3 separate regions of the Homo sapiens genome follow, and all the other regions are linked to region 2. Evidence: chromatin loops called from intact Hi-C (ENCODE). Cell type or tissue: heart right ventricle. All regions are shown on one strand.

The links. Peaks named below come from ENCODE experiments on the same cell type or tissue, not always from the same donor. Only the 100,000 strongest peaks of a DNase experiment are listed, where the experiment ranks them.
Region 1: it touches region 2 in a loop (21-fold over the local background); 25 of 110 quality-filtered maps call a loop at or near these places.
Region 3: a loop joins it to region 2, with 10 times the contacts of the local background. A loop is called at or near these places in 45 of 110 quality-filtered maps.

What each region holds. Positions count from the first base shown.
Region 1 is chr7:150,268,860-150,276,859 of GRCh38, forward strand. All of the region lies in intron 6 of ACTR3C (actin related protein 3C), which reads right to left. Among named protein-coding and RNA genes, the nearest start is that of LRRC61, 50 kb to the right of the region's middle. RefSeq lists an enhancer at 55-555. In heart right ventricle, a CTCF peak has its summit at 7,440; no DNase peak of the experiment used is centred here.
Region 2 is chr7:149,880,153-149,888,152 of GRCh38, forward strand. ATP6V0E2 (ATPase H+ transporting V0 subunit e2) reads left to right here. Exons shown (of 4, transcript NM_145230.4): 4 at 1-543. It also overlaps a transcript of ACTR3C not described here. Among named protein-coding and RNA genes, the nearest start is that of ATP6V0E2, 10 kb to the left of the region's middle. In heart right ventricle, a CTCF peak has its summit at 3,430 (motif pointing right); DNase peaks (open chromatin) are centred at 1,082, 3,460, 5,365, 5,603 and 1 weaker place; H3K27ac peaks cover 3,835 bases.
Region 3 is chr7:150,042,047-150,050,046 of GRCh38, forward strand. LOC100134040 (a long non-coding RNA gene) reads left to right here. Exons shown (of 2, transcript NR_148939.1): 2 at 2,704-3,326. It also overlaps a transcript of ACTR3C not described here. Among named protein-coding and RNA genes, the nearest start is that of ATP6V0E2, 170 kb to the left of the region's middle. RefSeq lists enhancers at 6,721-7,355, 7,356-7,989. In heart right ventricle, a CTCF peak has its summit at 3,761 (motif pointing left); DNase peaks (open chromatin) are centred at 2,926 and 7,555; H3K4me3 peaks cover 1,745 bases; H3K27me3 peaks cover 1,034 bases.

The DNA of each region.
Region 1 (8,000 bases), 390 kb after region 2:
TTCAGCCTAGAATTACTGAACTGAACTTTATCTCTATCCACAGAAGAACTACAGCCTGCGGTTAGAAAGGTCCCTGTGTGGGCACGTCCTGGGGGAGGCCGGCCAGAGCAGAGCTGTCCCGGACGGCGCCTCCCAAGGACAAGGTCGAGGGAGCTGGCTCGTACTTCAGCAGCCCCTGAACCGCCCGGCCCTAAGCCGTCCTGCACCACCCATGGGGCCGACTCCCGGCTGCAACTCTTTCCCCTCACCCCGCCGCCGACAGCAGAAGTTTCAGGGGACAAGGGGGACCTGCCAGAGCGAGAGTGGAGGGTGGAATACAGTCTAAAAGGAACATACAAGTGTTAAGTGACAGGCTCTATGGAACTGCCGGAGCAGAGCCCAGCAGAAGACAAGCGTTTAAGAAGACAAAGCAGTAGAAACCCCGTTTTCCTGACAGGGCGTTCGGAGCCCTTCACAATCTGACCCCAGCCTACTCCCTGGAGCCAGGTGGGGATGCCCAAAGGCCTCACACTCCCCCCGCTGTCTGGTGCTGGGGCCTGAAGCAAGCAGCAAACCCCCCCACCCGTGGGCTCCCACGCCCTCATCTGTGAAGACATCACCAGGCCGCTCGCAGGTCTGAGGGGAAATTAGAGGGTAATGGCGTCAGCACCGGCCCAGGGAAGGCAGGACGGCGACAAGCACAGTGGGTTCTCTTGTTTGGCCCTCTCCGCCCTGGGCCATGCAGAGGCTGGAGCAGGGCCAGGTCTACACCCGGTCCGTCCACTCCTCCCTGAAGCCGCCACTACACACAGCGCTCGGTAAGCAGGGGCCCTCCCCAGGCATCGTGGAATGAACGAGGAGCATTTCACTTGCTCTACCCTCTGGAATAAAAGGGGGTCAGTAAGGGAAAAAAGACTCCAGCAAGTAACTCAAGAACCAGAAACAATAACTGACAATTTCTGATTAAGTCCTTGGACTCTGGTAACCTCCTAATGTTTCTCCCTAGTGCGCGGGTTCTCAATCAGGGACAATTGTGCCTCCAGGGGACATTAAGCAACATCTGGAGATGATTTTGATTGTCAGGACTGGGTGGGGGTGGGAAGGTGCTACTGGCACTTTGTGGGTAGAGGCCAGAGATGCTGCTAAACATCCTACAATGGAAATGTCAACAGCACCAAGGCTAAGAAACCCTGCCCTAGTTAGCGCTGAGCAGTAAAACCAAAGGTGCCTGTACACCAGCAAAGAGGGCCACTGGGGAAGTGGTGTGCCACTCTGCAGCTAACCCGAGATGTGCAGGAGTCCCAAAAGGCAGCGGCTGCTCAGGGCAAAAAAGCAAAGGAAACCAGGCAAAATCCCTGGGAACTTTAAAAATAGAAAAGTCAATCGGCTAGAGGCCGCAGCGGGTGAGGAATCTGCTGCCCTGGCCTGGATGTGGAGCGCGATTCCAGAATATCACTTGAAGTCATTTCATGGAATACAATCACAGTGCTTACGCGCTGCCTGACACAGCTGAAGGCAATTCCACACACCAACTCCTTTCACCTTGCCAATAATGGGATAAAGCAGGTACTATTCCCATCCCCATTCTGCCGAGAAGGACGCTGAGGCACAGTGAGATCAAGTAACCTGCCAAAGTCACACAACTGAACAAGCAGTAGGCAGGGCAGAACACACACCTGGCAGTCTAGAAGCTCTCGGTCACGTGGCATCCACACCTGCAGACCTCATGCTCACCACCATGCAGGATCCACGCACTCAACACACATGGGCGCCACCCCCCCGCCCTGCAGCCCATGTGCTCAGCACAGCACTCTAACCACCAGTCCACACTGCCTCCCTTCCTGTGACACAGAATTCGGACCCCACCTTGTATAGACCAATTTGTAAAGTAGCTCTCCCTGTGCTGAGCTGAAATCTGGTACCCACCTGGCCCTGGTTTCTCTCTTTCCTTGGCACTGCTCACCGTCTAGCTGCCCATCACATGTCCCAAGACAGCCTCATGCTCCCTGCCAGGTCGCAAGTCAAACAATGCTACTTCCCTCAACCATTTCTCACAGGTCATCTTTTCAGGAACTCTTGCTGTTCTGGGGATGCTCCTCTGGATATACTTCAAAATCCAACAACAACCCTCTTATAATGTGGACTCCCCTCCACAGCAGAACACAACACCATCAACACAGCATGTCTCCCCAGGACAAACAGAAAGACTCTGAAGCAGTGAGGTGGAACCCTGCCCTTGAGGGCCAATCAACGTCAAATGACTTGCCATCTCCTAATAGAGCAAAAAGTGGTCAGTGGCTGTAAAAACCTCCACGTCTGACACAGTGGGAAATGGAGGAAGCATTACTACTTTTTAAATTATTATTATACTTTAAGTTCTGGGGTACATGTGCAGAACGTGCAGGTTTGTTACACAGGTATACACGTGCCACGGTGGTTTGCTGCACCCACCAACCCGTCATCTACATTAGGTATCTCTCCTAATGCTCTCCCTCCCCTAACAGGCCCACCAACAGGCCCGGATGTGTGGTGTTCTCCTCCCTGTGTCCATGTCTTCTCATTGTTCAACTCCCACTTACGAGTGAGAACCTGCAGTGTTTGGTTTTCTGTTCCTGTGATAGTTTGCTGAGAATGATGGTTTCCAGCTTCATCCATGTCCCTGCAAAGGACATGAACTCATCCTTTTTTATGGCTTCATAGTATTCCATGGTGTATATGTGCCACATTTTGTTTATCCAGTCTATCAGTGATAGGCATTTGGGTTGGTTCCAAGTCTTTGCTATTATGAACAGTGCTGCAATAAACATACGTGTGCATGTGTCTTTATAGCAGAATGATTTATAGTCCTTTGGGTATATACCCAGTAATGGGATTGCTGGGTCAAATGGTATTTCTGGTTCTAGATCCTTAGTCCCTTTGGAGGAAAAGAAATGAACCCATTCTTACCACCAACCACCATGTTGCACATGACAAACAGAAAATCAAAAATTAAGTGTTACAGTAACTGAAACCAAGGAAAACCTTTCTTGTCTTAACACTCAACTACAAAAGCATACCTCCCCCCTCGCCCAGATGAAATGGAAACACTTTAATGGAAGGGTTATTTCCATTCTAAAAGTTACTTTATACAAGGAAAAGGAAAAAGCCCTAGACCCAACTTCGCAGGCTTCACAGCCCCTCACACTGTCAGCATCCCTTTCCTGGTGCTTGAAAACATAAGAAATAAATTAGAGAGCAAACCACAACAAAGTCGGTTTGAAGCCTCTCAGCCATGCCTACGACAAACCATTTCTCAGTGTGACAGGTACTGTTATTACCAACACACAATCCAATTTTCTCTGAGAAAATGACATGGTTGAGAGTCTGCCTCTCATTCCTAAAATGTATTCAGCAGGAGTCTTGATGGGAGATTAAACACAAGGAGACGTCCCCCGAGCAGCTGAGGGGCGGGATCAGGAGAGAAGAGACTGTCCCCACTTATTTTCTTAGTACCCCTTCTCTAACTTTAGCTAGCTTGCTTGCATCAAAGTAAAACTGGTTTTCTAACTAGTCTTTTATGAGGATTAAAACGTTGTCTGAGCTTATTATTTTTCAACTCAAGTGACTATCCAGAACTACTATGATGGCTTAAATGTGGCTTACAGGCGTCACTTGCTTTGGTTTCTTATCACCTATGCTTGTTTCACCTTCAGAGTGAGGAAAAAGCAGAAAAAAAGAGAAACGTGAAATTACCAATAAATGTATTCTTTCCATCTCATCTCAAAGTAAAGCAACAGTGCTTACTCTAATAATTCTGTACCTCAGAAATATATACATTTAGCCTAATAGTGTCTTTTTTGTGTGTTTTTTTGGTTTTTTTTTTTTTTTTTTGAGACAAGGTCTCACTCTGTCACCCAGGTGGGACTACAGTGGTGCAATCCTAACTCCCTGTAGCCTCCACCTCCCAGGCTCAAGCAATCCTGCTGCCTCAGTCTCCCAAGTAGCTGAGACTACAGGTGCATCCAACACATCCAGCTAATTTTTTAAATTTTTCTTTTGTAGAGATGGGGTCTTGCTATGTCAACCAGGCTGGTTTCCAGCTCCTGGTCTTAAACAATCCTCCTTCCTCAGCCCCCTAAAGTGCTGGGATTACACACATGAGCCATGAAGGCCGGCCTGCATTCTTAATCAATTTCCACAAGGAAGAGTAAGTAAACATTTTTCTAAGAAATAAAGAAAAGATGTCATAAATAATAACATTTTAACATTTTAAAATAAAATCCCTTTACTTACAGAAAAGAAGCAGATTATCCCACACAACAGTCTGAAAGAAAGCTCTCATCAGCGAATCTAGCACAGACAAAACATTTTAAAATGCCCTATTCATCTAATACTGTTTTCAAAGTAATGACAGAAATAGCATACATCACTGCTTTATTTCACTGCTTATAGAGCACAGACCAACCTTTTTTTTTTTTGAAATAGGGTGTCCCTTTGTCGCTAAGGCTGGAGCGCAGTGGTGCAATCACAGCTCACTGCAGCCTCGACCTTCTGGGCTCAAGGGATCCTCCCACCTCAGCCTCCCAAGTAGCTGGGACCACAGGTGCGTTCCACCACAGCTGGCTAATTTTTTTGGTAGATGGGGTCTCCCTGTGTTGCCCAGGCTGGTCTCAAACTCCTGGGCTCAAGCAATTCTGCCTTGGCCTCCCGAAGTGATGGGATTACAGAGGCGTGAGCCCCTGCACCCAGCTTAACATGACTTCCTAAAATCAGATTCTGAACTCAAGGTTTGTTTACTTTCGCAGTTTAACAAATATTTACTGAGCCTATCTTTTGAAATCCTTCCTTCAGTAAGATTATAGAGTTGGTCTTCAAATCTAAAGTCAAACCCCCCAGACAGCAGACAAAGGCCCCTCAGGTCTCACCCCAACCTGTACCCCCGCCCTCCGGCCTCCACATCTCTGTGGTCTTGCAGACTCTGAGCATCTCTGAGGGATGTCTCTAGTGCCTGGAAAGCCCTCACTCACCACCTCACCAGCCTGGCAACCCCTCCTTCCCTGACTCCTCTGTGAGAGCGCAAAGCCCCCAGGCCCCATAGCCTGCCGTGCATCTCGTTCACCAGGTCAGCAGCATTTACTGAGCACCTCGCATGGGCCAGGAGTGTTCTAAGCACCACGGGTCAGCAATGAATCTGACATATCAAAATGGTCGCCCTCTTGAGATGTGTTTCAGGTAGGGAGACAGAACTATTAAGTATAAATAACTAAAATATATAGCAAATTAGGAGATGAATGTTATGGAGAAAAAAATAAAGCAAGGCTGGGCAAAATGACGTGGGAAAAAGCGCCGAGGTGCAGTCTAGAGCAGGGTGGTCAGGACGCCTCACTAGAAGATGGCATTTATTGCACTTCGCCCATAATGTGTTTGTTACCAACTGAAGGTTTGAGGAAACGGCACCAAGCAGGTCTGTCAGCGCCATTTTCCCAAAAGCACACGCTCACTTCGTGTCTCTGTATCAGCATATTTTAGCAATAACATATTTTTTAAATGAAGGTATGTACACTGGTTTTTTAGACATAATGCTATTATACACTTAAACCATAATATAGTGCAAACATAGCCTTCATGTGCACCAGGAAACCAAAAAATGTGTGTGGCTCACTTCATTGCACCATTCACTTCACTGGGATGGTCCGAAACTGAACCCACAAAATCTCCAAGTTATGCCTGTAGTAATATCTATCACATATCAAGTACTACACTTCAGCCTGTGTAAGGGTGACCTAATAATTCCATGAGACGCTTACGCCTGGCCCATCCTGCACCTGAGGACGCAGGGGCTGGGGAATGAGTGCAGTCACGATGCTAGGAAGCGGCTCAGCCCACGTGGAGACCCACGCAGCTTGGCCCTGACGCCTATACTCTTAACCACGACAAACTAAAAATAATACTGCTCAAAACGCTTCCCACAAAAGCCAAAAGCCAATATGATCGATTCTAAAAAAAACACTTAATTCAGAAAACAAAGTGATCCCTTATCACTTTTGATACAGTGTGAGAAATCAGCAGATCTCCTGGATGACGTTCTGGCGGTCAGCAGTCTTCTGGACACTTTCCGGACACCAGCCCACAGTCATTCCCTCCCACAGCCCACTCAGAACTGCAACTGGAAATCCAAACGCATTCAAAAACTGGCTAAGGCAGGTCAGCATTTTAGCCAGAAAGTATCTGCTTCACTCAAGCCAGCAGATTCTCAAATCACAATCATTTGACTCAAAAAGCACCATTAGTTACAGACTCCTGTGTATGCCAGATTATGCCAGAAAAGCATACATGTCCTGGTAATGCAATAAATCTTGACCTAAGCTAGAAGAGTGTCAAAAACCTAAATACAGAAAAAAGAGTGGGTATCGAAACAGACACAGCATGGAGCATCAGGCCTCATTACAAATCATGTTTTTAAAGAATTTCAGTCGCTTAAGAAAGGGCTCACAACATAATGCTGTTAATACATAGCATATGAAACATAAATACAAGAGGACATATCTATCCACCTATTTACAGTTCATGAAAATAAAAGGGAAAGATGAAGTAATAACATAAACAGCGACAACCAGGCGCGGTGGCTCACACTTGTAATCCCAGCACTTCGGGAGGCCGAGGCAGGCAGATCACCTGAGGTCAGGAGTTCGAGACCAGCCTGGCCAACATGGCGAAACCCCGTCTCTACTAAAAATACAAAAATCAGCCAGGCGTGGTGGCGGGCACCTGTAATCCCAGCTACTTCGGAGGCTGAGGCTGGAGAATTGCTTGAATCCAGGAGGCAGAGGTTGCAGTCACTGGAGATTACACCACTGCACTCCAGGCTGGGTGACAAGAGCGAAAACTCTGTCTCAAAAAAAAAACAAAACAAAAACAGCGACTACAAAGGAGTAACTTCTCCTTTGTAAAAGTGTTTTTTACATCTCAAATTTTCTAAATTGAACATGAATTTTAGATTGGAAATCATGCACTCTGCTCATCTGTAGAGTCTAAGTTCTCTTCGGTGCACCTCTGACCACCCTCCTCCCTTCAACCCCGTCTCACGGCACACCTTGCTTCCCACCCGGGGTCAGCCACCGTCTATTTATTCAGTTCACTATATCGACTGAATTTCTCAATAGCCCGCAACCTTACCTTGCCGGATAAATGTATATTTTATGATGCCAAATAAAAATCTCCATTTTAAACCACCTCTGCAGATGGAAAGGCCCTGTCTTTATGCTGGTAAAAGAATGTCACAGCACATACCATTATAAACGCCACACGTAACCCATTCATCTCCTGAAATTTATGTCAGAAAGATTGGAAATAAAATCTATATTAACAGCAAGTGCTTAATATCAAATGCGGTATTAAAAATAACAAAAATTTTCATTCCTGTAATACTAAGAGGCTCTCTTAACTCCATTTAACAGACACACAGTGCCACCTATCAGCCATCCTCTGTAACTGCAGGTGCAAGGTAAAGAACCGCTCATAGACATGCCTTCCCCTCTCCCTGCTATTTACATGCCAAAGACCACCACAGGTTAAGAGGACAGCCCTATTAGAAGCCCCTGCTGTTTCTATATTGTGTTCTTGAAAAGTTTTACTTCCTTAGGAACTGGAGCTTTTTACTGCTGAACTGAACCCAGAGATTGCAATCCCAGCGAAGTCTGAACAAATCTATGTCTAAAATACGGGCTGTTATGATACCCAACAGTGTCCTAGGAGAAATCCAAGCCAATCTCCAGGTCCAGCCCTCAACAGCCGCCTGATGGGAAGAGACATAACAATTAATGGCAAATTTCTTACAAGGATTACCCACACGTCTTCTTTCCTCTAACTACCTCCTCTTCGGCCTGCAACTGCTGTGATTTGGCCTCTGCCCAGCTTCTCTCACAAGGCTGCTCACCCCTGTGTGGTGAACCCAAGGGCTACCTCTTGACCCTCATCCTGTGTGACCTCTCAGTGCCACTTAACAGGGCCCCCTGGCTTCTAGAGTTTTCTTTCTCTTCTCA
Region 2 (8,000 bases):
GGCAATGTGAGTGGCGCTATGGGACGGGCCAGCCCTGCTCCTGAGCCAGCCCCGCCCTCTGCCCCCTGGCCCTGGGCTCTGTGCTAGGGATGGTGAAGAATGGGGGCGTGCCAGCCTGGCAGGAGTGGGAAGCAACACGCAGGGGTCCCGGACCTCTCCAGCCTTGCCCTCACGCTTACCCGAGCTCCCAGTGTGGTTAGCACAGAGCTCACCCACCTTGCCTGGCTCCCAGCTGGGGCCTGTCCTCACTGGTGCTCCAGGGGAAGAAACGACAGCCTCACTTCTGTATGGACTGCTGATGTGGCCTGCCATCCTGTTCAGCGGGCATTGTCTTTGGAGCAGCAGGAGAATAGGATGCCTCTCACTCACATGCCAGTTCCTGGCTGGCCAGCTGCTCAGGGCTCAGGCTGGGGCCTCCCATTGACATCCTCCCCCTACACTCCCTCTCTGAGCCTCCGTCGCCCCTCCTGTTGGGTAAGGGTGTTGAGTGTGACTTGTGCTGAAAACCTGGTTCATATATAATAAATAATGGTGATGAAAAGATTACTGTTTGGTGACAAAGCCCTGGCCTCTGCCTGTGTGCAGGTCCCCTGCCCCGCCCACCTGATTCTTGTTTCTCCAGTGGGTGGGTCTGGGGAGGGGAGCAGGGAAGGATTCTGGGAGCTGCAGTTATGAACACAGATATCCAGGACTACTTTCCTGAGATCTGGAGGAAAATCCGGCCCCCTGCTGACTGCCCGGATTCGGCGGAGAACCAGGCCTGGCAGGAAGACCGAGGACTTGTTCAAGTGCAGCTTTGAGCACCACTCGTCTGGGCCCCAGAGGACACAGTGCAGGACTCCTGCAGTGAAGCAGGTCGCCAGAGGCTTCAAAGCCTCCTTCATGAAATAGCCTAGGGCTGGGATCTGCCAGCACATCTCGCTGCAGGTCCAGTGGGGAAGTGGGCAGAGGGAGCCCAGCCCTCCAGCCCAGCCTGTAGCCCAGGGCAGAGCTGAAAGAACTTCCCTGGAGGGACAGGAGGGTGGGGCGGGACTGGAAGACGCACAATGGAGGCACCAGAGCACTGAGGGCGGAAAGCCAGCTGAGGAGCTTGGATGGATCCCAAGGGCCATGGGAGCCGTGAAAGGGATTTAAAGCAGGGCCGTGACATGGCCAACTGGATTTCTAGCATTATCTATCTCTACAAGCTGCACAGTGGACGGCAGGCTGGTTTGACATCTTTATTAGGGCCCCTGGTGGAAGTGGTGAGGACAGAGAAGCGAGGGGGGAGCTGCTTGGCTGTGACCCATAGAGACCGAGGCTGCCCGTGGTGGGGAGTGCAGCAGGGGCAGGTCTGAGAGTGGCTGTGGGAGCTGAGGTGTTCCTTTGTTTCCTGGTGAGTCGTGTGTGTCCAGGGCACCCCGTGGAAGTGTAGGTAGTGGCTGGCTGGGCGGTGGGGCGGATGGTCAGGAGGAAGATGAGGCTGCAGGAGGCAGAGTTGGAGCCATCGGCATAAATAACCGGTGATCCCTGAGGGGTGCAGGTTGCTCAGGGGGTTCAGAGTGAGAAAAACCCAGAAGAGAACCCCAAGGAGTGTGAGTTCACGGGGTGGGTGGGTGAAGGTGGCCTGTGGAGGATGCCGGGAGGTTGCAGGTAGCCGGAAGACAACCAGGTGAGTGTCACTCAGGAGGATGAGAGGTTCAACAGGAGAGAGTGGTTGAGGTAACACAGACCCCCATTGTCCTCTACCCCCAAGAAGTCAAGGTCAGCTGGCATCTTTGGTGATGGGCAGTAAAGTCAGACTGCAGTGGGCTGGGAGCGAGTGGGCAGGTGGGGGGTGAGAAACACAGTGACCTCAGGATGGGGACCCCGTGGACCCAGTGAAGCTGGACCTGGAAAGACCAAAGGGAGCTAAACAAGGAGGGACCTACTGGGCCCATTTTCCCATGTCGCTGTGGGTCAGCCCTGGGCCTGGGGGAACCACTCTGCCAGTTCCTGCCGCTGCACCTCTGAAGCCACACCCAGCCCGCCACAGGCCCACCATGGGGGCTTCAGGTTCAGGATGCTGAAGATCCACGTTGGCCCAGGATTGGGGTGGGGGGCATGTATCCAAAATGGCTACTTCCTTGTCTCGGCTTCTGCTCTTTGGGTTCTTGCCTTCTGTGATATTGGATTGGTGGCATCTTTAGACACTCTCCCGGGATGTGTGTGGCTGTGGCTGAATTCTCACTGAGCCCCCTGGGTGGCATCCTCTGGGCCTGGGAGGTGGAGTCCTGGAGAGCTGCTCGCTGCTCTCTGGGCAGCCTCTGGACTGCTGAGGGCTGGTAGCTCCTTCCCAGGCAGGGTGGCCTTTCTCACATCTTCCATCCTTCCTTCCTGTGCAGCCATTCCGGGAGAGAGGAGAGGGTCCCAGAGCTCATGTCCACTCCACTCCCTGGCACGATCTGGTCTCCCACCCTTTGGTGAGGACCGTGTTCCTCCCAGAGGCTTTCCCTCCAGGCCCGAGGTGGGAACCTGCAGGGTAAGTAGGTCTGTCAAAGATAAACTAAGCTGGACCTTAGTTAAAGCTACGAAAACAGACCTTATTCATTAACCACTGACAGGGGAGAAGCTGAGCTCCATTCAGATCTGTGCAGGGGGACTGGACAGTTTAATGGGAGAACGTAGGAGTCGGGAAAGGGCATTCCAGGGCTCAGGAATCATGGGAGTGAAAAATTACAAAGGGCTGTCTGTGTTATTGTGGCCGGGCCAGCTGTGTGTGCCAGCTGGCAGTGATGGAAGTTAGGTTCTGGCCTCCCCCAGAGCCTGGGAGACAGGCCCCATCCTTCCTGATGATGCCATTTCAAAGGACTGGCTCTCAGGCTCTTGAGAAAGACACTCCTGGACACACATGCATGTACATCTCAAAGGGACAAGGGAAGGAGGTACGACTCTAAGTGTTTTTAACGTAAATGCTCTAAGAAAGTGAGGGGGTGGTCAGAGGCCTGTTGTCAGGTGTTGGTAGGAACAAACACTAAATGATTTTGACGGCCTTGAGCTTTTTCAGACAGGAACTCAAAGGGTGGCCAGGTGGTCCCAGGGATGCCGCTTTGGGCTGCCAGAAGCCATGCTAGGGTTGGTCCAGTCTCTTGGTGCAGGGGTTTGGACACAGTCACTATGTACCCAACTTCTGTTAGAGTTATCAGTTTCAAACCCCACCCGTGCCCCCAACACCATCCCCAATGTGGGAGGCACATCAGTAAATATCAGCCTCTGACACAGATGCTCACGGACCTACACGATGCAAAAAAGCTCTAAAAATGGGCCGTGACTGAGAGCAGGGCAGCCCTGAACCATACCAAGTGGCAGAGCAGGAAGTGGCCTTGGAGGCCACGCTGAGACAGAGGACAAAGCCACTGAGAAAAAAAAGTAAAGGTAACCAAGAAAAGTTAAGCTGCACACAAAGAGTATGGCCAACAGAGGGCAGCGCCTGCGTGCAGGATGAAGTCTCTAGCGAGCCCTCGTCCAATCTGCGCATTGCTGGGGGTGGATGGTGCCGAGGTCAGAGATGGTGGCCCTAGAGTCATAGGCTTGAGCAGGGAGCCACGATAATTCTCCAGACAGTACCACAGCCTGGAGGAAACGCCCTTCAGGAATATTTCATAGTGGCAATGAATGACGAGCATTGAGCCATCATGAGGTGCCAGGCACTGCTTCGGAAACCAAAGGACCATGCTGAAGAGCTCTGTCGTTCTCCACTCTGATCCCAGGCTTCCCGAACCGTCTTCTGGTTCTGTCTTCCCGAACTGTTTCGTACCTCAGCATCCCTGAGAGATCTAGCACATTCCATTCTGTAACAGGGACGCCACAGGTTTTTAGTGGAGGGAGGGAGGGAGGGAGGTGCTGCTCCTGCTGGCCATAGGGTCCACGCTCCCTGCAGAAGCCCTCAAAGAGCAGCCCTCAGTTAATTTTGGCTGCTTTGAACAGAAATAGGATAGTTGGTAATTCTGGAACAGTGAGGAGCTGGAGGTGAAGTGAGAGGCGTGGCTAATCTCCTTATCTGTGTGCTGGAAGTGACCTGCTGGTAAAGCTTTGGGCTTCCGGGAATGAAATCAGCTGGCAGGCACCACAGTTTTGCTTGACTTGTAGCACTGGAAGATGAGGGCAGATGACCAGAGTCCTGTGTGGATTTAGGCCACATACTGGGTTAGCAAATCTAAATACGAATCTCTCATTGGGGAAATGTTGGTCAAAAGATAGAGAATTTCAGTTAGACAAGAGGAATAAGTCCAAGAGACCTAGTGTGCAGCCCATGGTGACAAAGTGCTCAACAGTGTGTTGTATGCTGGAAATTGATGAGAGTAGATTTCACAAAATGAAAAGTGAGGTAATGCATTTGTTATTAGCTCAATTTAGCCATTTCACAATGTATACACATTTCCAAACATGGTATATACCTACATGTATGCAATTTTTGTCAACTTAAAAAAAAAAAAGGAATCACTTAAGCCAAACAAAACAACCCATGGAATTCTGGGATGGAAGCCATGTCTATTACAAGAGAACCTCCAGGGATGAAGGAGGCTGGGGCTTTAGCCAGCTCTCCAGCTGCCTCTGCCCCAGGCAGACCCACACAGGGCCAGAGTTTGGGAATCATGCGCCGGGTGCAGCCTGCAGTGCTACTTGTCAATGTGGAGTATGGTCTACCTGTAACAGAATAATCTGGAATGCTTGAAAGTACAGGTTCCTGGGTCTCACACTGCACCCTATGGGTTTAGGGGATTCTAGACTCCACATTTTAAACCAGCTCCCAAGGGTTTTGGTGCTAACTGAAGCCCTCGAAGACAGGATGTCCAAGCCCTGACACTGTTGACAATTTGGGCTAGATAATTCTTTGGGTTTTTTTGTGGGGGAGGGGGAGCACGGGAGGGCACTGTTCTTTGCATCCTATGATGCTTAGCAGTACCGCCTCCCTTTACCCACCAGATGCTAGCAGAACCCCTCTCCCTGCTCCTGGCCATGACAACTATAAATGTCTCCAGCCATTTTGAAATGTTCCCTAGGGAAACACCCCTACCATTGAAACCACTGCCCTAGAACCTCAACCCCTCAAGGGATTTCCAAACTTAGTTATCAACCCAGACCCTCGGGAAAGGAGCCTGGGAGGCCCTGAGGGGAGCCGAGTGCCTTCAGCTGGCTTCCCCAGCAGGACTGGAGCTTCTGACCAGGAGACCACACCCCAGCAAGAAGTAAGCCCCCAAGCCGCCAGGGACTTCCAGGTATCAGAGCAGGCACTGATCCCAGCATGAGCTGGTCCCTCTGCGAGCTGGTGCTTCCCAGGAGGCCGGGGGCAGGGAGCTCCGGCACTGCCCCGAGCCCAGTGGAACTTTGTGTTCTCCCCGCAGGCGGCTTCCTGAGCAGGGTGGGCGGACACAGTTGGGATGGATGTTCTCACCCCTACAGGACCTCCGCCTTGGCTCCCTAACCTCAGGATTAAGGGCCATGATAGCAGCAAGGGTCTTCCTCCCTCCTGAAATGTCAGCATTTTGTCCTCTGACAAAGACCTGGGACACACTGGGGTGGTGACTTCATCTTCCCATTCTGTGTCCCACACAGCAGGAGCCCCAGGCTCTGAATTCCTGCGGATTCTGCAGCTTCAGTCAGCTGTGATGCCAGGTGCAAAGGCCTGGCCCTTGGCCGGCAGCAATTGATTCAGCAAACATATTTCTCTTTTTTCTCTCTACCCAGACTCCCAGAAGCAGTTTAACTTTACTTAGCAGCTCAGCTCAGCTTGGAGGTTGAGAGTGCAGAGTCTACAACTGGATCAAATTCCAGCTCTGATGATGATTAGTTGAGTGAAAGTGACTTAATCTTTCTGAGCTTCATTTTTATTGATGAATCAGGATAATATTAGTAGCACCTGCCTCATAGAAGTTGTGCATATGAACTGAGATAATGGACTAAAGTGCTCAACTGGTCGATAAATGCTATTAATTTCATTATATTTACATATTAACTATTTAATTCCATGCCACATTTTATTCTGCCAGGATCTCAGCTTCCTTCCCCTTTTCTGTTCCTGTCATGGTCACCACACTGATGCACTTTGCGGAAGAGAAGGTGGCAAGTGCCCTGTGTGCTTTTATATGTGAGACAGGACCTGACAAATAAGTACTATGAAAAATACCTGGGGCCTGCTTATGTATCTGCATTTTTGTGTTTCCTGTCGAATGTCTTTAATGTATAAATGTAGCATCTTCTCAGTAAAAACACAAATGCTTTTGGAGGACGGGGGGAGGAAGCAGATACTAGAATTGGCATGCTGTTTCTAAAGCCCTCTGGGAAAAACAAACATGTAAGAAATAACCAAGATATTCCTGGAAAAGCAGAGTATTGAGAGGGACACTGGCACTCCAGATACTAAAAAGTCTAAGATAAAGATACCATTTGCAAGGCTACAGAAATGCAAACAGTGGGGCTGGCACATGAACACACAGACGACTCAAGGGGAGAAAATAAGTCCAGAAATAAATTTACAATCAGGAATTAAGAATATGATAAACAGCCAGACACAGTTTCTCACACCTGTAATCCTAGCATTTTGGGAAGCCAAGGCGGGCGGATCCCTTGAGCCCAGGAGTTCGAGACCAGGCTGGGCGTCATAGTGAAACCCTGTCTCCACTAAAAATACAAAAAGTAGTCGAGTGTGTGTAGAGGTGTGAGCCTGTAGTCCCAGCTACTCAGGAAGGCGAGGTAGGGGAAATACTTGAGCCCAGGAGGTTGAGGCTACAGTGAGCAGAGATTGTGCTCCTGCATTCTGGCCTGGGCGACAGAGCGAGACTGACTCAAAAAAAAAAAAAAAATGAATATGATAAACATAGCAAACCAAATACATAAGGAAGAGATGAGTAGGGCAATGAACAGTGTCCAGAGTCCCAGCAGCAAAACACATACAAAATGGAAAGAAACTATAAATGTACTAGAAAAAAATTGGAGAATTTTTAAAATTATCATGTAATAGGGAAGGTCTATCTCAGGGGAAGAAAGAAAAAAAGAAATCCAGAGGCTATGAAGATAAAACTTTATACATTTAACTAAGTTAAAATTTACATTTTCTTCAAGGCAAAAACCATACAAGTAGATAAATGAGCAAATGACACAAAAGAATTCACAGAAGAAGACATGTAAAAGACTTTTGAGCATGAAGAGATGCTTAGTCAAGGAAAGCAAATTCAAACAGCAATGTAACCTCCTTATTACCTTATTAACCTGCTTATTACAGAGAGCGAGACTGTGATAACAGACTGTAGGTCTGTGCTGCCTGCTGCAGTGCATCTCCCCATGCTCTTGGTGCTCCCATACACGCCAGGCGCCTTCCAGGTGCCAGCACTGGCTTCCTTCCTGGGCAGCAGGCTGGACGTACCATCAGGAGTTGGTATATAAACTGGCTCCCAGAGCTGCCCATAGTGTCGCTGGCTTGCACATGTCCTGGATGGCCTACTGGGCCCAGAAAAGGTGAAATGTGAGGAGCACACTAATCACAAAATGACCCGAGCCAAGTCGAGCCAATCCTGGGCTAGACTGGCCAAACCCCATGATATGATTTGGCTGTGCCCCCACCCAAATCTCAACTTGAATTGTATCTCCCAGAATTCCCCTGTGTTGTGGGAGGGACCAGGGGAGGTAATTGAATCATGGGGGCTGGTCTTTCCCATGCTATTCTTGTGATAGTGAATACGTCTCAAGAGATCTGTTGGATTTATCAGGGATTTCTGCTTTTGCTTCTTCATTTTTCTCTTGCCGCTGCCATGTAAGAAGTGCCTTTTGCCTCCTGCCATGATTCTGAGACCTCCTCAACCTTGTGGAACTGTAAGACCAATTAAATCTTTTTTTTTCCCCCCAGTTTCAGGTGTGTCTTTATCACCAGTGTGAAAACAGACTAATACAGGCCAGCTGATGCAGACATACTAGCCAAAATTAAATGCCTGTTGTTATAAGTCAGTTTTAGGGTGTTTTGTCATGCAGCATTATTGCGGCACACC
Region 3 (8,000 bases), 160 kb after region 2:
GGTCCTAAGCCAGGGGGGGATGAGGGTCTGGCTCTCAGTCCCTGCCTCGCGGGGGGTGCCTCCCCCCTCTGCGATGGGGGTCCTAAGAGCCAGTGGGGGAACCAGGGGCTGGCTCTCAGTCCCTGCCTCGCGGGGGGTGCCTCCCCCCCCCTGCGATGAGGGTAGCAACAGCCGGGGGTGGAAGAGGGGATAACTCTCAGTCCCCACCCTTGCGGTGGGTGCCTCCCCCTCCTGCGATGGGGGTCCCCAGAGCCAGGGGGGGAAGAGGGACTGGCTCTCAGTCCCTGCCTCGCGGGGGGTGCCTCCGCCCCCAGCGATGGGGGTCCTAAGAGCAAAGGGGGGAAGAGGGGCTCGCTCTCAGTCCCCGCGTCGCGAGGGGTGCCTCCTCCCCTGTGATGAGGGTGCAAAGAGCCAGGGGAGGAAAGGGGGAGGTTCGCAGTCCCCGCCTCGCGGGGATTGCCTCGCCCCCTGCGATAGTGGTCCCAAGAGCCAGGGGGGGAAGAGGGGTTGGCTCTGAGTCCCCGCCTCGCGGGGGGTGCCTCCCCCCACTGCGATGGGAGTCCCAAGAGCCAGGGGGTAAGAGGGGATGGATCTCAGCCATCACAAAATGGGGGGCCTTTATGTTCAGGTTTTGCCCAAGAATCAGCTTATTTGCTTCTTGTACTAGCAGGGCAGTTGCTGCCAAGGCCCTCTAATAGGGGGGCCATCCTTTAGAAACCTGTCTAGTTGTTTAGAGACGTAGGCTACCGGCCTCAGCCAGGGCCCCACAGTTTGGGTTAAAAGTCCAGCTGCCATCTTTTCTCTCTCTGACGCATACAATGGAAAAGGCTTTGTCAGATCGGGTAGCCCCAGGGCTGGGGCTGCCAGAAGTTTTTCCTTTAACTAATGAAAGACTCGCTGTTGTCGGGATCCCCATTTCAAAGTTTCCGGGTCCCCGCCCCCTTTGTGACCTCATACAAAGGCTTGGCTAATACTGCAAAGTTTGGGATCCACAGTCTACAAAACCCCACAGCTCCTAAGAATTCTCTCACCTGCCTTCTGCCCTTAAGCTCCGGTAGATTGCAAATAACCTGCTTTCTTTCTGTTCCCGAGCTGCGTTCGGACCCATGTCTTATTGTAAATCCCACGCAAGGTACCTGCCGTCGGAAGATTTGAGCTTTCTTCTTGAACACCTCATACCCACAGTCCTCCAGGTGGTTCCTAAGGATCTTAGGATCCCCGATGGGCGTCCTAAGCCAGTGGGGGAAGAGGGGCTGGCTCTCAGTCCCCGCCTTGCGGGGGGTGTCTCCCCACCCTGTGATGGGGGTCACAAGAGCCAGAGGGGGAAGAGGGGCTGGCTCTCAACCACCACGAAATGGGAGGCCTTTATGTTCAGGTTTTGCCCAAGAGTCAGCTTTTTTGCTTCTTGTACTAGCTGGGCAGTTGCTGCCAAGGCCCTCAAACAGGGTGGCCATCCTTTAGAAACAGTAATATTAGTAACAGCAGCAGCATGTATTCACTGGGCACTTCTCAGTACCTGGCCTCATGGCTCCCACTTTGTAGGCGCCAGTGGGATCAAGAGAGGGCAACATTGCAACTCTCCATGCTCCTGCAATATCCATGGCTATTCTGTAGGTGGGTACACCAAGCACTGGTCCTATTGGTGATGAGAGTAATGGGATCAAGTAGACAGTTGAAAGATTTAGACTTTTTCTCATTTATTAGGAAAATCATGTGAAACTTAAAAAATTTTAAATTACAGTTGAAACAGAAGAAAAGTAATAGAGTAGAGTATATAAACATATTTGTAGAGAGAAGCTAGTTAAGAAATCGTAAAGTTGATAGATCCCAAGGACACATTAACAGAATGTTGACATTATACCAATGGAAAACCAAGGTGGAGGAAAAAAGATTGGTTGGTTGTCGAAGACATAGCGGATGATGAAATTGGCCCTTCCAAGGCTGGTGGACATCATGGGTGGTGATTTGCTAATGTCTCCCAGTTTTAACCAATTTGCTGCTTTAAAATCCTGTTGTCATCACATTTGTATTGCAAAGAAGCCACATGTCACTGAAAATGAAGGATACAGGAACACACTGTATAACCTTAAAAAAACTACTGCTCTAATGGTACAGAAGGCCTCCAAAGCCCTTTAAAAAACTAAAAAGAAATGTTCAAGCAGGCGGATGACAAAGTTCAGTATTTTAAAATTAGCCACAGTTAATCCAAATGAAAGTTAATAAATTCCACTAAAAGTCACTTCCAGCAACAATTCCTTTAAGAGTCAACTTATTTTTAAACCTACACAATGAATTTTAAATCAGAAGGGCTATTGATTCCTCAGAGGAGTTGCCCAAGTAATTGACTTTATATTTAAATAAATCTAAGATTTACAAGGAAGTGGATAGAGAAGACCCTCTGGTTTTATTTCTATTTTGAAGTCAGACTTTGCATGTTAGTACTGACCCACCCAAAACAGGCTTTCCTGTGGAGCCACACAGTTGGGAAGTCCCTTTGTTGCCTGTGTAGTTTGTGCATTTAGACCCTGCATTATTAATTCTAGCCATTCTATCTCCGCATTTTATTTCTCTGTGTTAGCCTTGTTAGACTACCATAAATTTTATTTGGGGTGTGGCTGGGTAACTGCCCATTCTCAGTCATACTCAGGCATGTAGGTGTACACACATGCACAGAAGCCAAGAACTATATTTCTCAATTTGCAGACAGAAAGACAACAGGTACAAAGCCCTAAGGATTATAAAGGTATGCTGCTTACCATCATCTTAGTGACCAAGGCAGCGAAGCTGTTTCTGTACCTTGGAACAGTCTTCCCTGACAAGCCAGAGAACAGTGATAAAGCCACCAGCCTTGGGATCAGGACTGAAAAGGCAAGAGTGATGGAGATTTCTCCTGCGCTAAGCCAAGAGAAGGTTTCAGCACTTCAGACAGCTCCCACCGAAGTAGCCGCGCTCCCAGCTGCTTGCAGATGTTGAAAAGGAAAGCCTCGGTTTGTCTTGAGGTTGTCAGCAGGTGCAAGACACGTAATAAAATGCAATGTGTTCCTAATTCATTGCATATCCTCAGCTTTAAATTTGGGTAGCAAAATGATTACTCTAGATTCTTCAGTCTTGGCAAGTATCTGTACCTAAAAAGCAGTTTTTCTACCTAATGTCTTTTTTTGTTTTTGTTTTTCAATACACCTTAAGCAAATTGAAGCTTTTGTTCCTGGAGGAAAAGTGGTTTGATATGTTCATCTATCTTTTAGTAAATTTGGGGGCATAACTTTTCCAATTCTGAGGAACTTTTCTAAGAAGAGTGCATAAAAGTTTGTTGTTGTTTTTAAAGGATGCAACATTCAGCCTGTGTCATGAGTTTAATTATACAATTTAAAGGACATATGTGCAATGCATTTTGCAGATGTGTGCCGGATATATATGTGCAGATAATGGGCAAGTATATATGTGTGCATATATATATCGGGAGTATACTATATAAACACACAATACACGCCCACCCACACACATTGTGTATTTTCCAGAAAAAAAAAAAAAAGCATGTCAGGACTTACATCTAAGTTAGAGATGCTGTTTAGAACCCCATTAAAAAATGTACATGTTATATCCCTGATTTGTTTCTCAGGACACCTGTGTTTATGTGAGAATCATTTCTAGACACATGTCACAATAAAAAGAAGGACATGTATACTCCAAGTTAAGATTTTTTAAAAAAAGATGGAGATCATCTGAAATAAAATTCAGAGCTCTTGCCTTTCCTTTCTCCTAGCGACACCTAGAGCCTGTTGAGAAAAAAACTGCACATTGTTCTCACTCCAAACATCCACAATTCAACAATTTTAAGTCAGATTTAAGGTAAAAAGTACATTTTTCCTGTTTGCATTGCAGCTTAACTGTCTTCCCCAAGATTCTCGGTAGTTTAATCCTCCAGAACTCTTCACCCTCCCCCAATTAAACCATTTGCCAAAGACTTGAACCAGATGACTGAAGGATCTGTCTATTTCCCTCAGGGCTTGGCCCACCAAAGTGAGGGACATGCCTTTGAATGACTATTGAACCAGGGGAGTCTGGAAATGATGCAGGAGAAAATCACAAAACCTCGTGCAAAATCTGACGCAGGGCTGTAGGGGGTGTGTACCTGTGTGTGTGCAAACCACATCTCCCACAAAGTTTTGTGATCTCCATTAAAGTTTCCACATCCTTCATTCATAAAACAAAAACTACCAATAACAACAGCAAAACCTCACTGATTTCATAGTATCTGGCAATTAGGAATTGTCCCTGGGAAATCACTCAATGTCTCACCGCCCCCCCCCCCCCGACCCAAACACAACTCTTGCACTAAAGAAATATGAAACAGGGAAACAGCATGGCTGGAGGCTGCAGAGGTAATGACCAAAACCACCTACTCAGTGCCGGGCAATGTACTGCCCTGGGTACGTCAGGGTAGACTAAGTGAGAGGCCGGTGGGACCCCTGCGGTTCCCAGGTTGAGCAGTTGTGAAACTCCTCAAAGGCATACATAGTAATTTCTACAAACCAACACAGCCTAGCTGTTATAAGAGCTGTACCAGCCAAGCCAGACCTGTTTCTCTGAGAGCCTGTCGGGGATTTTTCTCTTTTCCCTGGGAAAAGAAGGCCTCAAAGAAAAAGCACAGTTTCCTCCCTTCTAAGTCCTAGCAGCCCTCTGCATCCTTGAAAGGGATCCACAGGAGGTGGTTAAACGCATCCATCTAAGGTCCGGCTCCTGTCCTGCATGAGTCATTGGTTACTAGGGCGATGTGCAAATCCAACCTTTGAAACCCAGGCTTCCAGCCCCCATGAAGAGTAGGAAATGTGCTCTCGGAGAAGTTTTCACTGAACACGGTCTAAGGCAGAGGTGCTAGTCCAGGGCTGGGAGGGGAGACAGACACGGCCTGAGAGCTCTCAGCAAAATTGCTGGGCCCTGGGACAGAGGGTTGGGGCTCAGATGCCAGTATTTTGGTATTTTTTTTTTTCCGGAAAGGATAATCACCACCACCACCGCTGGGGGGAAAAAGTGTCTAGGAGAAGTAAGAAGAGGAACGAAGGAGAGGCATTTGAGTCAAGGGACAGAGTGAGTAGGAGAGGAGGGGCACGATGGAGAGATTCCAGACACAGGTGGGAGGGAGAGAAGGTGCCTGAGGCTGTGTTCCCGGAGCACGAAATAAATAAAAAATAAACCAACTCGTAAGCACAGGCCGATCGAATTCTCTCCTTAGGAACCATAGCAGCATGCTGTTAAAAACAGACATCCGCACATCCAGGGAACGTAAGGCGAATTCCAGATCCCAGCAGGCGCAGTACCCAAACCCCGCTCTCTCCAGCCACCAACTCCCGGCCGCCGCGGCTGCAGACACAGACCCGCTCCCTCCGGGACGGCGATGACCGCGATCTGGCGCCACGGAGCCTGTCTGGGGGCGCCCGGAGAGTCGTGGGCTGGGGGAGGGCGCCTGATTCCCCCCCCCACAGATGCCCCCGGCCGACGCGTCTCGCTGCGCGCTCAGCCCGGAGCCCCCGCCGCCGTCCCCCGCCCCCGAGAAGCTCTTACGTCCTCCTTGTCACCATCGCTCCGCGCCTGGTACTGGAACCGGGGCCGGCCATCCGCGCCGCCGCCGCCGCCGCCGCCGCGCTCCCGGGGCGCCGCCGCCTGCGCCCGCGGGCCGAGGGGCTTGGCTCCTGCGCCGCCGTCCTCCTCGGGCCCCTGGCCGCCCAGGAGGTGACTCGCCTCCGGGGGCGTGGGGAAGGACCTCGAGGTGTTGATCTTGCCGGTGAACCTCTGGTACAGCGAAGCCATCGGGCACCGCGCTCCTGCTGGCTGTCTTTAGGGCTTTTTAATATTTTGCTTTCTCTCCGGTTCCCACTCCCCACCCCGCTCCAGATTAAAAAAAAGGCGGTGGGGAGGCAGCAGCAGCAGCAAGGCAAGCCCAGCGCCGGCGACCGCTCCTCCCGCGCGCCACTCGCGAGTCTCCGCTGGCGACTCTACCTGGCTCAGCCTCCTCCGCCCCCTCCCCGGCGGCTCGCGAAGCCGGGGCTCTGGCTGTTCTTTCTCTCTTTCCTGTTTTTATAATTTTTTTCCCCAACTCCTTGCCACAGCCACGTACGGCCTAATCAAAGAGATTGAAGGAAGAAAAAAAACCAAAAACATAAAGCGAGGGAAATGCCTAGGCCCCAGAATTTGGCACCACCTAGAAACCCGCACACATTCCGAGCGCTCTCCTCGCTCCCCGCCCCCAGGCCCCTCGCGCAGCTCCTCCTCCACCCCGGCCCCTCCGCCCCCTTCCCCACCGGCCTCCTCCCCGCGCCCGGGACTGGCGCCTGGGTGGCAGGGGTTGGCAGCCCGGAGAGGGCACGGGGTCGCACAAAAAGGGTGCGAGGGTGCGTGAAGAGGGTGGAGGGGCGGGGACCACGCGGGTCGTGGGTGCGGGGGCGGTGGGGGAGTCCCGGGAGCTGAGGGTTCTGCGGCCCCGCCGAAGGTAGTGCTGCGCGTGCCCCGCAGCACGCGAGCGGACGGTGCAAGGGGATGCGGAGGTCGAGGCAGGCAGGCCGGCCAGGGGGCGACTGAAGGTGCAGCCGGCCCCGGGGCGCCCCAGCCACGCACGCGCTGCGGCGCCGGGCTCCCCGCGCCCCCAGCTCTTCTTGCCTAACTTGAAGCAACACCAGAGACACCCCGAGGACCTGGGGTGCAAATGGGGCGTGGGAGAGCCACCAGGAGGGCGCGGGGTGGTCGGACGACGCTGGTGAGGAGGCCGCCCTCCCTCCACAGCCCAGCTCCCTCCGAAACCGCCCCTTCCCTTCGCCTCTCTCCGGAGGAGAGCAGGAAAGGTCGCGGGGCGGCAGAGGACGCCCAGAGGCCCAGGCGCCCCTCGCGGGCGCTGCGCCCCGCAGAGAGCCCGGCTGTGACCGTGACTCCATTCTCATTATCATGAACGCAGGCGGAGGCTCGGCTCTCCGGCTGCCCGCAACTTTTCCAAAGCCTGCGCCTCACTGTGCCCGCCGAGAGCGAGGGAGGGCGACATGGCTCCACTCGCCGCGCGCTCTCGGGCTTGCCTCCTGCCCAGCCGCAGGAAGGCGCGCTCCAGCGCCCCTGTGTGGACACCCGCACCAGCGGGCTCCGCTCCTCCGCTCCAGGCCCGGCCTGGCTTCTCTTCCCCTCCCGGCCCTCCCGCGTCCTCCCCGGCTCCCTCCTGCACTCTTCTCCGTCCTTCTGGAGTTGCTGGGCACGCGTCTCTCTCGTCTCGTCCCCACGTCCTCCTTGCGCGCCCCTTCCAGCCCTTCCCGGCCGGGAAGGACCTATCACATCCAGAGAGCGAACGTGGGCCGGGAAACCCCAACTCCAGAGGGGGGAACCTGTGAGACCCGCCCCTGCCCATTCCGCCGCCTCCTTCCACATGGAGGTAGGTCGTTGGCTTCATCTCCCAGGACTGCTAAGGCTCCCTGCTCCTTCCGGGTTTCCATGCCTGTTTCCACTTAGGGTTTCAAAATAACAGGCTCGGCCGCCACGCACAAGGCTGACTGCAGGCTCGCCCCCAGCCTTGGCATTGCCCCAAGCCCAGAGAGAGGCCTGCCTGGGCCTGAAACTGCATGCTCCCTCTGTTTCCCTAACTGCGGGGGAGAATACTGGATGCCGGTGAACAAGTCTCCTGGGAAGAGACCTCCCTTCAGTCCCTTCCACCTGCCTCCCTTCCCCAAGCTTTCAATCCAGTGTGTAGTTTTTGGTTTAACCAAAATTTGTACCACGCTCATCTTCTGTTTACTCCACAGTAGTTACCCTTTACTATGAAGAAACATGAGTTTAAAAACACTTTAAAAAAATAGCAAATACAAAACCAAGTAAAACCAGGATTGCAACAGCTAAGCAAAACTTGCTGCATGGGAGAGGCCAGGCAGGTGGGTCTGGGGTGGGGAGAGCTTCAGCTGCTCCATTTGACTTTGAAGACAGAGGCAACAGAGCCATAAAACTAAACTTTAAAAGTCACCACAATTAGA